3 separate regions of the Homo sapiens genome follow, and all the other regions are linked to region 1. The links are chromatin contacts, found by Hi-C in ENCODE. All regions are on one chromosome and are shown on one strand. The core of a region is the stretch at or near the end of the contact, and the rest is flanking DNA. Distances in the headings are between cores, read along the strand shown.

The links. Hi-C counts contacts between places; a loop is a spot of excess contacts on that map. Pooled maps may share reads with other maps.
Region 2: a pooled map shows a loop between it and region 1 (2.5-fold over the local background). The contact joins two enhancer-like sites. A Hi-C loop is called at or near these places in 2 of 50 pooled maps.
Region 3: a pooled map shows a loop between it and region 1 (17-fold over the local background). The contact joins two enhancer-like sites. A Hi-C loop is called at or near these places in 5 of 37 single-sample maps with no recorded cell type and 3 of 50 pooled maps.

What each region holds. Positions count from the first base shown.
Region 1 is chr9:83,152,360-83,157,043 of GRCh38, forward strand. It overlaps a transcript of RASEF not described here. Among named protein-coding and RNA genes, the nearest start is that of FRMD3-AS1, 65 kb to the right of the region's middle. Within about 2 kb of position 2,117, at least 5 of the 41 ENCODE cell types and tissues checked have a DNase peak (open chromatin) inside an H3K27ac peak, as active enhancers do.
Region 2 is chr9:83,541,499-83,546,182 of GRCh38, forward strand. It overlaps a transcript of FRMD3 not described here. Among named protein-coding and RNA genes, the nearest start is that of FRMD3, 5.4 kb to the left of the region's middle. Within about 2 kb of position 2,812, at least 2 of the 41 ENCODE cell types and tissues checked have a DNase peak (open chromatin) inside an H3K27ac peak, as active enhancers do.
Region 3 is chr9:83,469,836-83,474,519 of GRCh38, forward strand. All of the region lies in intron 1 of FRMD3 (FERM domain containing 3), which reads right to left. Among named protein-coding and RNA genes, the nearest start is that of FRMD3, 66 kb to the right of the region's middle. RefSeq lists enhancers at 3,598-3,757, 3,808-3,897. Within about 2 kb of position 2,541, at least 9 of the 41 ENCODE cell types and tissues checked have a DNase peak (open chromatin) inside an H3K27ac peak, as active enhancers do.

The DNA.
Region 1 (4,684 bases), core at 867-3,366:
TGAATCACAGATTCAAAGATAAAGAGCTGGAAGGGCCCTTATACACCATCTCTCTTCCTCTAGCCCCTCATTCTAAGGAACCCCAAGTTGAGAAAGAGACCACATCTTGGTGAAGGTGAGTTAGGATTTGATACACATCTTCTCCCTCCCAAGCCTCTGCTTAAGCCTAAAAATCCATTGCCTTAATCCACTGCCTTTCTTCATGCATGGAACTAAAATGAAAATGTTGTATGGGGGTTTTCCAGGCTTCTCTCTTTAAAAATACCAAGTGGTTCCTTCCTTGGAATTTCACATTATGTTCTAACATACTGAAAATGATCAATGAAGGCTACTTGATTCTCTGAATATATATGCGCATGTGCGCACAGACACACATACACACACACACACACACACACACTCAGGAAACTATAACTGAAACCCAACTCATAACCTACTTATTTATTTTCCATTGGTCTTCAGTATTGATAGTGCCAACTGTAACCGAGAGATAACTAGGAAAACTTTAGGCACTGTTGACAAGACTAATCCTTGCTAGCCACAGACACCCCTTCTATGGCAGTTAGTGACTGCACTCAGACCAAAATAAAGCATATCATTGGAGAACTTTGTATGGCAATGTCTTCTACTCTGCCTTAATAAAATACTCTGTGCTGCTTAATTTTGCCATGAAGGACCACTTCGGAAAACTTGTTTTTGCATATATTTCTATATAATATAAAATATAGTAGGAATTAGAAATGTTTGATAAATTTCAACTCAGCCATAATGATTTTAGTTAAGACATAGTTTAGCTGGTCCCATCGATTCTTTCTCTTAAAAGATACATTATTAACATCACCACTTCCCTTATACACCATGTATATTCATATTTTCTCTTTCTCTCTCTTGTTCTCACTCTCAGTTTCACTCTCCCTCTCTTAGTTTAGGACATATTGCTCTCTCCACAAGGCACTTATTAAATGGTATATATCTGATTAAACACACTTTTTCATTTTAATATGTTACTGCTTATATGAAATTTCTTGTTCCTTGCACATTCAAAGGAGCCCACCATTTATATTGCCCAAAACCCTAAAAAATTGTCGCTGAGTTTAAGAAGACCTTCTCTAATGCTATCAAAACTTCAGAAAAGATCTACATCAATAGAAAGTTATCTGAGCCCCTTTTCCTTTGTTTCTCCATCATGGCGACCCTGAGCTGCCTTCTTTCCTTCCTGGAAGTTACAGCATTTCTTCTCCAACCCAGTAATTCAGCTACTTGTCAAAGACTTACAAATGCCACCCCCTGCCAGTAGAGTTCTCATACCAGACCTGTTGCACAAGGCTGTTTAACGCCTCTCTTCTTTGGATGTTCTTTTCTAGTCCTCAGTACCAAGGGAGCCTTAAGAAGGGAAACAAAAAGATAAAACTCCACAAGCTTCGCCTAGCCATATAGTGAGGACTGTGTGGCACGTTCCCTGGCAGCCCATATGATAGGCTCAAGTGTGTCACCTACTGCCATGGAATGTCATCTCACTGAGGTCAGGATATTTCTCCCAGCCATGCTGAGTACCTGACAGTTGTCAAACAACATTTCCACCACCCACTTGACAGGCTGCATGGAATAGTGGAGAATGCATAGCGTATAGCGTCTCAACATCTGGTTGAGCCCTGGTTCTGCTACTAACTGCTGTGTGACCTTTCAGAAGTTGCTTAACTTGTCTGGGCGTTGGCAAATACAGACTCCAGATAGCTGGAAAGTAAAGAGTAAATTAAGATAGCAGACCCAAGTTCTAGTGTACATTCTGCCACTTACCAGGTCTTTGCATCAATGGGGTTCAGATTCCTTAGTTTAAAAATGAGGACAATACCTGCCTGGTTTGTATAGTGTCACTGTCAGGAGGAAAGGACAGAAGCGATGTGGAAAGCCCTGTGAACTACACAGTCTTCTGCAAATTGACTGGCTGGCACCCTCCTTTGGCCTCTTTGCTTTATCTATTTGACCGTAAGGTCTCATTTGAAAGTTCAAACCTTTCTAGAACCCTTTCTTCCCAGCACTGAAAGTACCATCCACAGTCCTTATTTTCAGTCATGTAATTTCAGACAGGCCAGTCACTTCTGAATACTAGATTTCTCTCTGCATGAGTCACAGTGAGAAAACTCACAGCTGGGCAAGAAGCTAGTCTCCTCCCCTTCTCTGCCCTGACCCTGTGTTCCCACTTCCTGAGTGCACCTGATGGCCTTTGAAACACTCAAAAGTCAGGAACTTCTAAAGCACAAAGAGTCAGAGCATGATTTCCACAAGTTCTCTACCTAGGTTGGCCATCTCTCTTTCTACCCCATGGTGATATCCTTGCTCACAATCCAATTTTTCTAAAGCCTGCCTTTTTCTGTCTTTGCATTGGCATACTATTTTCTTCCTGCTTGCTTTTAAAATAAGAATCCTTGCCTCATTGCATTAATAAAGTGTTCTCATGTAGGTGAAATAACTAACACTTTACTGTGGGTTCACAACTATCTAAGGAAATAATGGAGGAAGGTATTTTCACTCCTACTTTAGAATGAAAAAAGGAGGCCCAGAAATTCTGTGTGGCTTGCCCCAAGATCACACCGAAAGGAGGTAGCAAAGTCTAGCCTCATCTACCAGCCTGCTGAGTCAGAGCTAACCTTCTTCCCACCACCTCTTGTGGGTTAGTAAGAAAAACAAGAGGCACAGCCAAGGGAGAACACTTATGTCACCCAGTACAAACAGGCAGCCTGAATCCAGAGGTAAACCAGAAAGGAATAAAAGGCAAAGGCAGCTGAGTCCAAGAACAATGGGCAGCATTTTGGAGCCGTTCAATTCCCAAGTCAGGTTACAGGGCCATAAATACATTTTAAGGCCTTTAGAATACCTGGATGCTCTGTGACCCTTCTTCTATCTGTGTTTGGGTGTATTAGTCCATTTTCATGCTGCTGATGAAGACATACCCAAGACTGGGTAATCTATAAAGAAAAAGAGGTTTAATGGACTCACAGTTCCATGAGGCCAGGGAGGCCTCACAATCATGGCAGAAGGTGAAAGGCATGCCTTACATGGCAGCAGACAAGAGAGAATGAGAACCAAGCAAAATGGATTTCCCCCTATAAAACCATCAGATGTTGTGAGATGTATTCACTACCATGAGAACAGTATGGGGGAAACCGCCCCCATGATTAAATTATCTCCCACCGGGTCCCTCCCACAACACATGGGAATTATGAGAGCTACAGTTCAAGATGAGATTTGGGTGAGGACACAGCCAAACCATATCATTGGGTTCCCTACACTTCCTTCAGACTTCAAAGACAAGGGACTTCTGGTGAAAAATACACAAAGCTTCCTCATTTTCCATTTAGAGCTTGAATGGGTTGAGGTGGAACTATAAAAGTACTAATGAGAATATTCTGGAACAAACAAAACATAATTTTCTCCATTTTATCTGTTCACTGCAACAGTCATACAAGACAGAGCCAAAGTGGTGCTTAGATTCAGCAGTCAACTGCCAGCATGATTTGGTTTCAGAAATTCCAGGACAGCAGTTTGGTGCAATAAAAAGAACACCAGCTCTCAGTCAGCAGACTCAAGTTTCCATCCCAGGATCTGTCACTTAATAGTTATATGGCCCTGGGATTCCTTTACCCTGACTGAAAACATAAGAATAATATCTCTTTTGAAGACTTTATAGACAGCAGATGTCACAAACTTATGGCCCATGCATCATATCTGGTCCAAAGAGATAATTTCCTTGTCTCACACAATTACAAAAATTATTCTAAAAAATTTCTTTAGAAGAGGCCTGCCTTCTTCCATCTGGCACACACATACTCTTCTCTCTGATCTTATATTGACCTGCATCTGGAGTTTGTGTTCCCTCCTCAAGCCCATGGTCATTTAATTTCAACCTCTTCTTCAGGAATTCCACAAAAATGTGAAAGCTCCTAGCAGATAACAAGCACTCAATGAATATTCTGGTTCTCTGAAGTATGAGCACTGTTTGCTACCTGATAAAGGGACACTCTGTAATTGGAGTTCCAGTTCCAGCTTTCAGTCTCTGTTGCTGGTTCCTCATGTTCTTTACCCTACCAGTGGTGGAATGCCCAGGGCATAGATCTTCAACCCCTCTTCTTTCCTAATTACACTCACTCCCTTTAGTGGCCCCATCCAATCTTATGATTTTAAATATGATCAACTTACTGATGACTCCAAAATTTGTAGATCTGGAACAGGCACCTCCCAGGGATTCCACACTCATTTATATAACTGCCTCTTTGACTACCTTCACTTAACTAACAGTGGGATAATCATCCATCCCAGTTTATCCAGAACCTTCCTGGCTTGCACAGAACAATTCTGGGTTGTGCCTATGGTCTCAGCAGCAACCCATCTGATAGTCCTGGATTGCTCATCTTTAATAAAGCATTGTCATTTTTAGTTTAATTATGCTAAGTTGGGATGGGTTAGTGAGACCTCCACTTTGTACTTCATGGTTCTGTCATGATTTTGTCTAGTAATGTGTAAGATGCATGGTGATAAACAGTTTTCACTGTAACACATGGATACATTTTAAATAATTCATCTCTCTTTCCCCAACACTTTCCAGATGAAATATAACTAGTGCTTCTTTCTCAAGGACAGCATGGAGGATACTTGCTAGTTTATTTTTTAAAGTCCTAGATACAGG
Region 2 (4,684 bases), core at 1,562-4,061, 390 kb after region 1:
GTCCCCTGAGGGGGCATCCACCAAGATTTTCAAAGAATCATTGGCAAAGGAAGGACTGCCATCTTTGAAAAGCACCAAAGTGGCTGTTCTTTGTAGCAAGAGATGGTTGTGAAAGACACTGCAGTCAAAAGGAGCTCCCTGACTTAAATGGGAAGGATGAGAGCCTGGGCTGGCAGAAGACAAATAGTGGTGCATGACTTAACCCTCAGTGCCAGGGAGGGCTTGGTACAATCATAAGCAGTGGTACCCAAGTAGACTTCAGAATGGTGTGACTCATAGGGATTTTGCTGGTGGCCAAGCATCCAACTAGGACTCAATTTGATCTATAGGACAAACAAGATTTCTACACCAGGTGAACAAAGGCCAGGCTAAAATCCCCCTACAAATATTCCCAAATCTGAACCTGTCCCCCAAAGACAACCAGAAACATTTTTTTATTTTTTATTATTATTATTATTTTTTACCGATTGGGTCCCACTATGTTGCTCAGGCTGGTCTCGAACTTCTGGCCCCAGTCAATCCTCCTGCTTGAGCCTCCCAAGTAGCTGGGATGACAGGCAACAAACAGAGGACATTTGAGTACAGGAAAGGTGGCTCCACTTGAGGCATTAGAATGTCAGCCATAGCAGTGGCTGCAAGTCCAGTTCTTACTAAAGAAGTGGCAATGGGTGAGATTAATTAGTGTCTCACGCTCAGTGATAGTAACTGATATTCTTTACCAAAAAATATGCCTAACCAATGGGTTATAACACTTTGGTAAGCCACAAATAGATAACAGGTGGCCTGCCCACAAAAGATTGATGGTTGTAAATATTGCATCTTGAATTTTTTCATTTTAAGCACTTTTACAGCCATTAAAATTGATAACTTAAAAAGAAATATTTAGGTATAAATCTAACAAAATATGCACAAGATCTTTATGAGGAAAACTACAAGACTCTGGTGAAAGAAATCAAAGAACTAAATAAATGGAGAGCTATTCCATGTTCATGGATAGGAAGACTCAATACTGTTAAGATTTCAGGTCTTCCCAAATTGATCTATAGGTTAAGTGCAACCCAAGTCAAAACCTGAGCTAGTTACTTTGTGGATATCAGCAAACTTTTTTTAAAGTTTATATGGAAAGGCAAAAACCCAGAGTAGCTAACACAATACTGAAGAAAAACAAACTCAGATGACTGATATTACCTGACTTTAAGACTTAATATAAAACCAAAGTGATCAAGGCAGTATGGTACTGGCAAAAGAATAAACAAATTGATCAGTGGAACAAAATAGAGGGACCAGAAAGAAACCCACACAAATACAGTCAATTGATATTTGACAAAGAAGCAAAGTCAGTCCAATGGAGAAAGGATAATCTTTTTGACAAATGGTGCTGGAAAAACTAGACATTCACATGCAAAAAAATGAGTATAGACATAGACCACACACTGTTCACAAATTTTAAGTCAAAATAAATCATTGACTCACATGTAAACAATAAAACTTCTAGGAGATAACATGAGGGAAAATTTAGGTAATCTTCAGTTTGGTGATAAAAATCAACAAACATCAACACATCAAAAGCATAAGTTGGACTCAGTTAAAATGTAAAACTTTTAGGGCAGCTTCAAGATGGCTGACTGGAGACACTGATCACCCAATCTCCCCAAAAAAGAAGAACCAAAGTTAGAGGTGAAAAATCATAACTCAAAAGATTAAGAGACGAGTGTGAAGGCCTATTGGAAAATTCACAAGCAGAAGCTAGGGCACAGAAAAAAGGAGGAGGCAAGAATTTGGCAGAAATTGAATCCTGAAGGACTTGGGGTCCCATGGAAAGGGTAAGTGGGGATGTTTTGGGTTGCCCTCACCCCTGTGACAGATTGCTAGTTTCCAAACTGTTGAAGAGCTCCTCTGCCCTCACAAGCTTATGCATCGGTGTGGGCGGCAATTTGGGAATTTCTTGAGGGCACTGCACTGGGCTGTCAGCAACCCCCAAATTTGAGCTATGGTAGCGGGCACCACACTGGGTGTGCACCCATTTTGGGACTCTATCCTGCCCAGGGAATCTCAGTTCTTGTGTCTCCACATCACCAAATCCCCTGCAGACATCCCTCAGCACCCACTGAGATTGTGGCACCCACATGGGGCCAGCTGGACCCAGGAGAGCTGAGGGTCTGACCCTCAGGGCATGCTGTTCCAAGGAAAAGGCAGAGTGCAGCATGCCAAGGGAACACCTGTTAGGACAAAAGAAACCATAGAGTGTGCTCTCCTATTCCTGAGAGCTCCCCACTTCTGTGCTGAAAGTGACTGCACTCCTTTCAACAGCGACATGGGCACTGTGCTTGGCTCTGTGGGTGAAGAGTGTGGTTCTGCCATAGCAGCCAGGTGGCCCCAGTGCTTGGGCCTGGTAATGGAGATGAAGCCTCCTACTCCCCGCATAGCTGCTGCCGCCAGGGTTTGGCTTAAGCATACCTGTAGACAGCCATTCCAGGGCTATTAAGGATGACTGCATCCTTACTGGCAATGTCCCCACTGGGCCCTAGATTGTACAAAAGACAGGGCCCCTCCACCTCTGTACAGACAGTGGCAGCATTCCTGCAGCAAGAACAGGTGAGCCATAAAGCTGTCTATTTTGGGCTGAGGGAAGAGGCTCCACACCAAAGCCATTTCAGCAGAGAGCCACAGGAAAGGCATTGTCCATGTCTCTCAGCTACATTGAAGTGTCTGTCGAACTGAGTCATGAGCCCTGGGACAGAGGCATGATAGGGAAGAAGACTGCGTTTCTGCACCATGGAGCTGGTGCAGCCCCCTGACCCCCTGAGGAGACCTTTGTGCATTTCACCAGAAGCTCCCCTAAGCACCCCATCAGGGCTTGTGCTTGTGCTTGGCATTGGGTTATCCAAGAACAAGCCTGGCAGTCCAGCTTGACTCAGCTTTGGCCACTCCCCAACCCAGGGCTGAGCAGGAAACTCAGAGAATGGTGTATTCCACAGGCCAGATAATTGCCTGTGACAACACAGAGCTTCTCCCAGCTGAAAAAAAAGATCAAGTATATACCCATCTGCGTCTGCCACAGAAGCTCTTACCTTCAAGTGCCACCTACTGGTCTGGAAGTCAAACTGCACAACCTAATACAAATTTGGCTGACTCAGTGTACAGCACTAGGGACCGAGATAAGTTTCTGAAGACTTCTATCTCCGTCTTTACAGGAGACTGAGAGCCTACTCACATGCCCAGTACACCACTACTACAACCAGCATTTGAGAAAACAACCATACTAACGTTATCTATAACCAAGGAATTCATACAGAGCCTTGGCCCCCTGAAAGCACCAAGAAGCAAAGCCAAACAATCCTATTCAACATACATTACAGTCATCCTCAAAGAAGAAATAAAAAGTCTTGTCCAAACAAAAGTAAATTCAAAAATAAGAAGTGACACCTCAGAATAAGAAAGGACCAACACAACAATTCCAGCAGCATGAAAAAAAGAGTGTGTTATGATAACCTCAAAGGATCACACTAAATATCTAACAATGGATCCTAACCAAAATGAAAATTCCAAAACACCAGATAAAGAATTAAAAATATAGATTGTAAGGAAGCTCAATGAGATCCAAGAGAAAGTTGAAAAACAACACAAGGAAATCAGAAAACAATTCAAGGTATGAATGAAAAATTTACTAAGGAAAAAGATTTAAAAAATAAAAGAACATCTGGAAATGAAACAGTCATTGAAGCAATTACAAAATACAGTTGAAAGCTTTAACAATAGATTAGACCAAGAGGAAGAAAGAATTTCAGAGCTCAATGACAGGTCTTTGGAAGTAACCCAATCTGACAAAAATACAGAGAAAAGTGTTGTTTTTTTTTGTTTTTTTTTTTTTTTTTTTGAGATGGAGTCTTGCTCTTTCACCCAGGCTGGAGTGCAGTGGTGCGATCTCAGCTCACTGCAAGCTCCGCCTCCTGGGTTCATGCCATTCTCCTGCCTCAGCCTCTCAAGTAGCTAGGACTACAAGCGCCCACCACCACACCCAGCTAATTTTTTGTATTTTTAGTAGAGATGGGGTTTCACCGTGTTAGCCAGGATGGTCTTGATCTCCTGACCTCGTGATCTGCCCCCCTCGGCCTCCCAAAGTGCTAGGATTACAGGAGTGAGCCACCACACCCGGCCGAGAAAATAATTTTTTAAACGAACAAAGCCTTTGAGAAATATGGTATTATAAACCATCCAGACCTGTAAGTCATAGGTATCCCTGAGGGAGAAGAAGAAAAATTTAAAAGTTTGGAAAACCTATTTGAGGGAATAATTGAGGAAAACTTTACTTTTCTTGCTAGAGATTTACACATCCAGATACAAGAAGCTCAGAGAACTCCTAGGAGATATATTGCAAGACAAACATCACCAAGGTGTATAGTCACCAGACTGTCCAAAGTCAACATGAAGAAAAAGAATCCTAATAGCAGCAAGAGAAAACTGTCTAATCACCTGTAAAGGAAATCCCATCACACTAACAGCAGACTTCTCATCAGAAAACTTACCAGACAGAAGAGATAAGGGTCCTATTTTCAGTCTTCAAAAAAAAAAAAAAAGCCAGGCATGGTGGTTCACACCTGTAATGCCAGCAGTTTGAGAGGCCAAGGTGGGTGGATCACTTGAGATCAGGAGTTTGAGACCAGCCTGGACAACATTGTGAAAT
Region 3 (4,684 bases), core at 1,291-3,790, 320 kb after region 1:
CTCAGAAAACTAAGATGGGGGGCGGGGAGAAAGCCCGCAGGAGCAGCTGCTGGTCCACTAGTTCTCAAACTCTTACGCACGTTTGAATTCCCTAGAGCTGTATAAAAGTAGAGATTCCCAGGCTGAAGAGCTCTGGGGATAGGACCCAGGCATTTGTACTTTTTAAAGTACAGTTGATCCGGTGTGTTGAAACCATTAAATCTGGCTGAGAGGAGCTATGAACTCATAACCATTCCCAGTTTTCCAGAAGAAACTGATGTAGCAAATTTAAAAGAATTTTTTTTAAATAAGGAGAGGTTCTACCACTCAGGGAACACCTAAGCACCACAGCCCCAGATTCCAGCTGCTCTGAAGTTCCATCTATAGTTCCCTCTCCACTGGAGCACATTTAGAAAAGCCCAGAGAAGGTTCTGGACCTCACCCCACTGCACTTACTGAACTGAACCCAAACTTCCCATTAGAGAGGGGGCGATGGCTTACACGCTGAACTTAGTGTTGATCTGGGCTGCAGTCCTCACCCTGCCATTTTCTATATAAGCTTAGACAAGTTCCCTAACTTATCTGAGCCTCAGTTACCTCAGATCTCTCTCAGAGGGTTGTTTTGAGATTTGAGAGAGAACACATGTAAATCAGCTTGCAGAGTGGCACACAGGGCAGGGGGCCTAGTAAACGTTTATTTGTTAATTTGTTTAAGGGACTATGCTGCTGCCAGAGACTGGATTTGAATTGTCAGCCTCAAAAATCCCCTTGCCTTGTGATAGCTCTCCAATCCTCTGCACACCAATGTGTGCCTAACCCTGAGGCTGACCTTTGATGTCCCAGAAGGGTCCCGATCAGAAGGTCTGGATTCATGAATAGAATACACAAGCTAATCTGGTAGGATGTGGTACAATGATTTTTGATGTCAAAGATGTTTCATGGTGCCTTGCACATTGCAGATGAATAATAAATGAATATTTGCAGGCTGGATTATTCAAAGAAGACTTGGAGTTAACCTGTGAATTTCACTTTAGGGTGATTCTCCTTTTTCTTCACATGCAATAAAAGTGACTGAAGAATGTGATCTTACACAAGCTGGAGCATTTTCCCCCATCTGTTTTAGTTTCTAAATCTTTAAAACTAATTAATGGTTACTAACAAAACATAGAAGCAAACAGCAGTAGAGAACAATTTAATGGTCCTGCCTCAGTACTAGAGGAAAACTGCTCACAGCTAACTCTGTCTCATAAAACTCCAGTTTTAGGGGGGAGAAGGTGACATCCCTCTGCCTCTAGACAGGTGAGAGGAAATTGAGAATAAAAGATGGACCAACACGTACTCCCTCAAGATGATACACTCAGAACAGATTTGACAGCACAGAGAACGGCTCTGGCCTTCTGCTCTGCTGGTCAAACTGGCACAAATACTGAAAAGATGAAGCAGGAAAAAGAAATTGAAACATTCTGGGCAACTTGTAAATTCCTAGGTCTATCAGGGAGTCTAACAACCCATTAGGCAACTGGAAAAACAGGCAACTATCTTCACGGCTCTGCTCCATTTTCTCATATCAATATCTAGCGTTACACAATAATGCTCAGCAGATGACTGAGTTCCTCTTTCACCATTTTGAGCTATCATTCACAAGGGAAGGGCATGAGGACACAGTTGCAGGTCAGTGAGGGTGGGTGGGACACCGGCTTGGGAAACTGAATGCAGGGAGGCAAGGCTGGATGAGCAGGTCCAGGAAAGCCCGTACTGCTCCACACAAAGGAAGAGAGAGCATCAGGAAGAACAGGGACTCATCCTCTCCCTGGAAAAGGGCTAAAAACCAATCATTGCAAATTCACCTTGTTCAAAGCTTCTTTTCTGACCACAATGGGCTAGATGGTCTCTGAGAAGACCTGGGAGGTTTATTTTACCAACAGAAACATTTGTATTTGTTTAAGTGGTGAAGTATGAAACCTCTGTGATGAAATGGCTGCTGTTTTACTGACTGAACCCAAAATTCTCACCAGGGAGCTAGCAATGGCGTCCCACACTGGACTTGGAGTTGATCTGGACTCCAGCTCTGGGCCTGTCATTTCCTAACTATGTAACTTTGGGCAAGTGTCCTAACTCATGTGAGCCTTGTATCCTTAAATCCACCTAAGAGGCTTGTTGAGGTTTGAATGTGAGAATACAAGCAAATCACCTTGTATAGTGACAACACAGAGCAAGGGCCTCGTGAACATTCATTTGCTCATTCATTGAAGGGACTAGGGTGCTACCAGAGATGCCACTGGGAAAAACTCCATTCCCAGCCCTATTTTCCCCAGAACTCACCGCTCAGATTTTAGTAAGCATAGTGCAAAAATAGTGGTCCATGGTCAAATAAGTATAGGAAAAGCTGGAGTCAACAACGTCAAACTAGTTTGCTCACTTGCCCAAGAGCCATAAATAAGCTGATGTGTGCTATGAGCTGCAGAGAAGATCAGGGTGAGGGAAATAAAACCTGCAGCATTTCTCAAGCATAATTCTTCAAGGAACATCTGTTATGACACACACGTGAAACATGCCCCCAAAGAGTTCAGGAAACGCTCATCAGGAACAAAGGTTAGTAATACATGGGAGTGAGTGGCTCACCCAGTCACCCCATGGGATCTGACATTTCCTGACTGGTGTTTACCTAGGTGACAGAGGAGACATTCTGGAGCCAGAAACAATGATAATGCTACCAGGAAAGTAGAACACCACCCAAAGGAACGCCACACCAGCCCAGCCCAGCTCCTCCTCACTAGGGGCCAGCACAATATCCATTCGGTGACTTTTATTTCATGAGAACATATCTCTACCTTTATAAAGCATACTGTCAACAGAAAAGTCAGATTTTCTTACTGAAAGAATCACTTTTTGTGTGAATGGATCAATTTTTCAAAGTGTGAAAACCTGTGCCATGAGAGTTGACTCTGCCACCGATGAGAAGAAAGGATTTGGGGTTATTTCTAAATTTCTCATATAAAATATCTTTTTCGATAGTTTTATGCTGGACTACCTCAAATGCACATAATTTATACTTGCATAAAATGCCAGTAGGCTTTCCTCATAGGCAGTCAAGTCACGAGTGTTCTTTCAAAACTATTCTCTAATCTGCCTCTTCATTTCCCTTCTACAGCCACCAACCCTGCCACACTCACCAGGATTGTGGCGAAACCTCCCAGGCTCCATGCTTACAATATTTCCCCTTCCAACGCTTTCTGCATCCTGCCAGTTTAACCTCCAAAATCAATCATTATTATATTCCTCAAAGACTTAGATGTTCCCCCTTTGTATATGGAATACCCAAACTCAACCTGGCTACTGGCATTTGAGCTTTCTCTCCCACAGGACTCCAGCCCCTAGACTCTTACACCGACATCTCAAGCCCCTGGCCCACCTTGCCTCTTCCCAACCCCCTGCCTCTGTGCACACCAGTCTCCCTGCCAAGTTTGTCCACCCACTCTTGCCAACTCTAAATCCACAAGAACTCCCAATACTTAGGTCCACAGAATCATTCCACATGACTCCGGTCCAGTCCTCCCCTCACCTACCTTCCACAGCAGGTTCTGTGCATTCCATTTAGCCCTTCGCCTTTTATTAACTTCTGTTGCTATTTAATTGTTTCTACTAATATTTCAATGTTCATGTGTCTTTGACTTTCCCCACAAGTAAACTCCAAGTTTCGTAGAAACAGAAAGTACATCATACACTTTCTATCTTAGAAACAGAAAGTACATCATACACTTTCTATCTTAGAAACAGAAAGTACATCATATTTTCTATCTTAGAAACAGAAAGTACATCATACACTTTCGCCAACAAGAATAACATGGAGAGGAGGAAGAGGGCGAATGCACGGGCTAGCTAGTGAACTTAAGTAGGAAAATTCACCCCCCATGAAGGAAAGCATTTATGCCAACGTCCACTTTCCAAAGACATGGGTCTCCTCCCTCATAAATACCACAAGGAATGTACCTTGCCCTCCTTCAAGTTCCAGGCTCATTACTGGCAGAGAAGGAAGCAGGAAAATAAATAAATTGGGGCAGATGTAACTATACCAGATAAGACAGTAAGGTGATGAAATCTTACAGTCATAAACTCCTGCTGAGGTTAACAACTTCTGGCTCTAAATTTTCTTTCCTTTCTTAGAGGTTGTGACTGAGGAGAACTTATGTTTTTGCATTCAATGCTTTTTTGAGAAAAGGGGACACAAAACAAGGAGCTGTGTACAGTATGTGCATTTATATACATACACATTATCTATGCATATATATAAATGCAGAAAAGTAACATGAAAAACACTTCAAAAAATCACTACCGCATCCTTCAAATTTGCAACCCCTCAAAAGTACAGAGTATAGCAAAAACATCAGCATGACAAAGCCACTAGAAATCATCATGGCCTTCACTTCCTTTGTGGAAGAATTACTGTTCTTTCTTACTATCTGGAAGATGAAAATAGGGATCTGAGCCTCCTGAGTTATTGTCTCTATCATTTATTTAACCCTGTTCCCTGCTAAATAAAGCAACCATTCTACATCTGATAACATCAATAATATTCAATTCACTAATTGTCAAGTTTCTTCCTCAGAATGCAAAGCAAAAAGTTATGAAAAATCAAAGGTTCTTGTGGGATGAGCAGGGAGCAGACTAGACTGCAAGGCAAACAATGATCTCTCACCTGCACGTT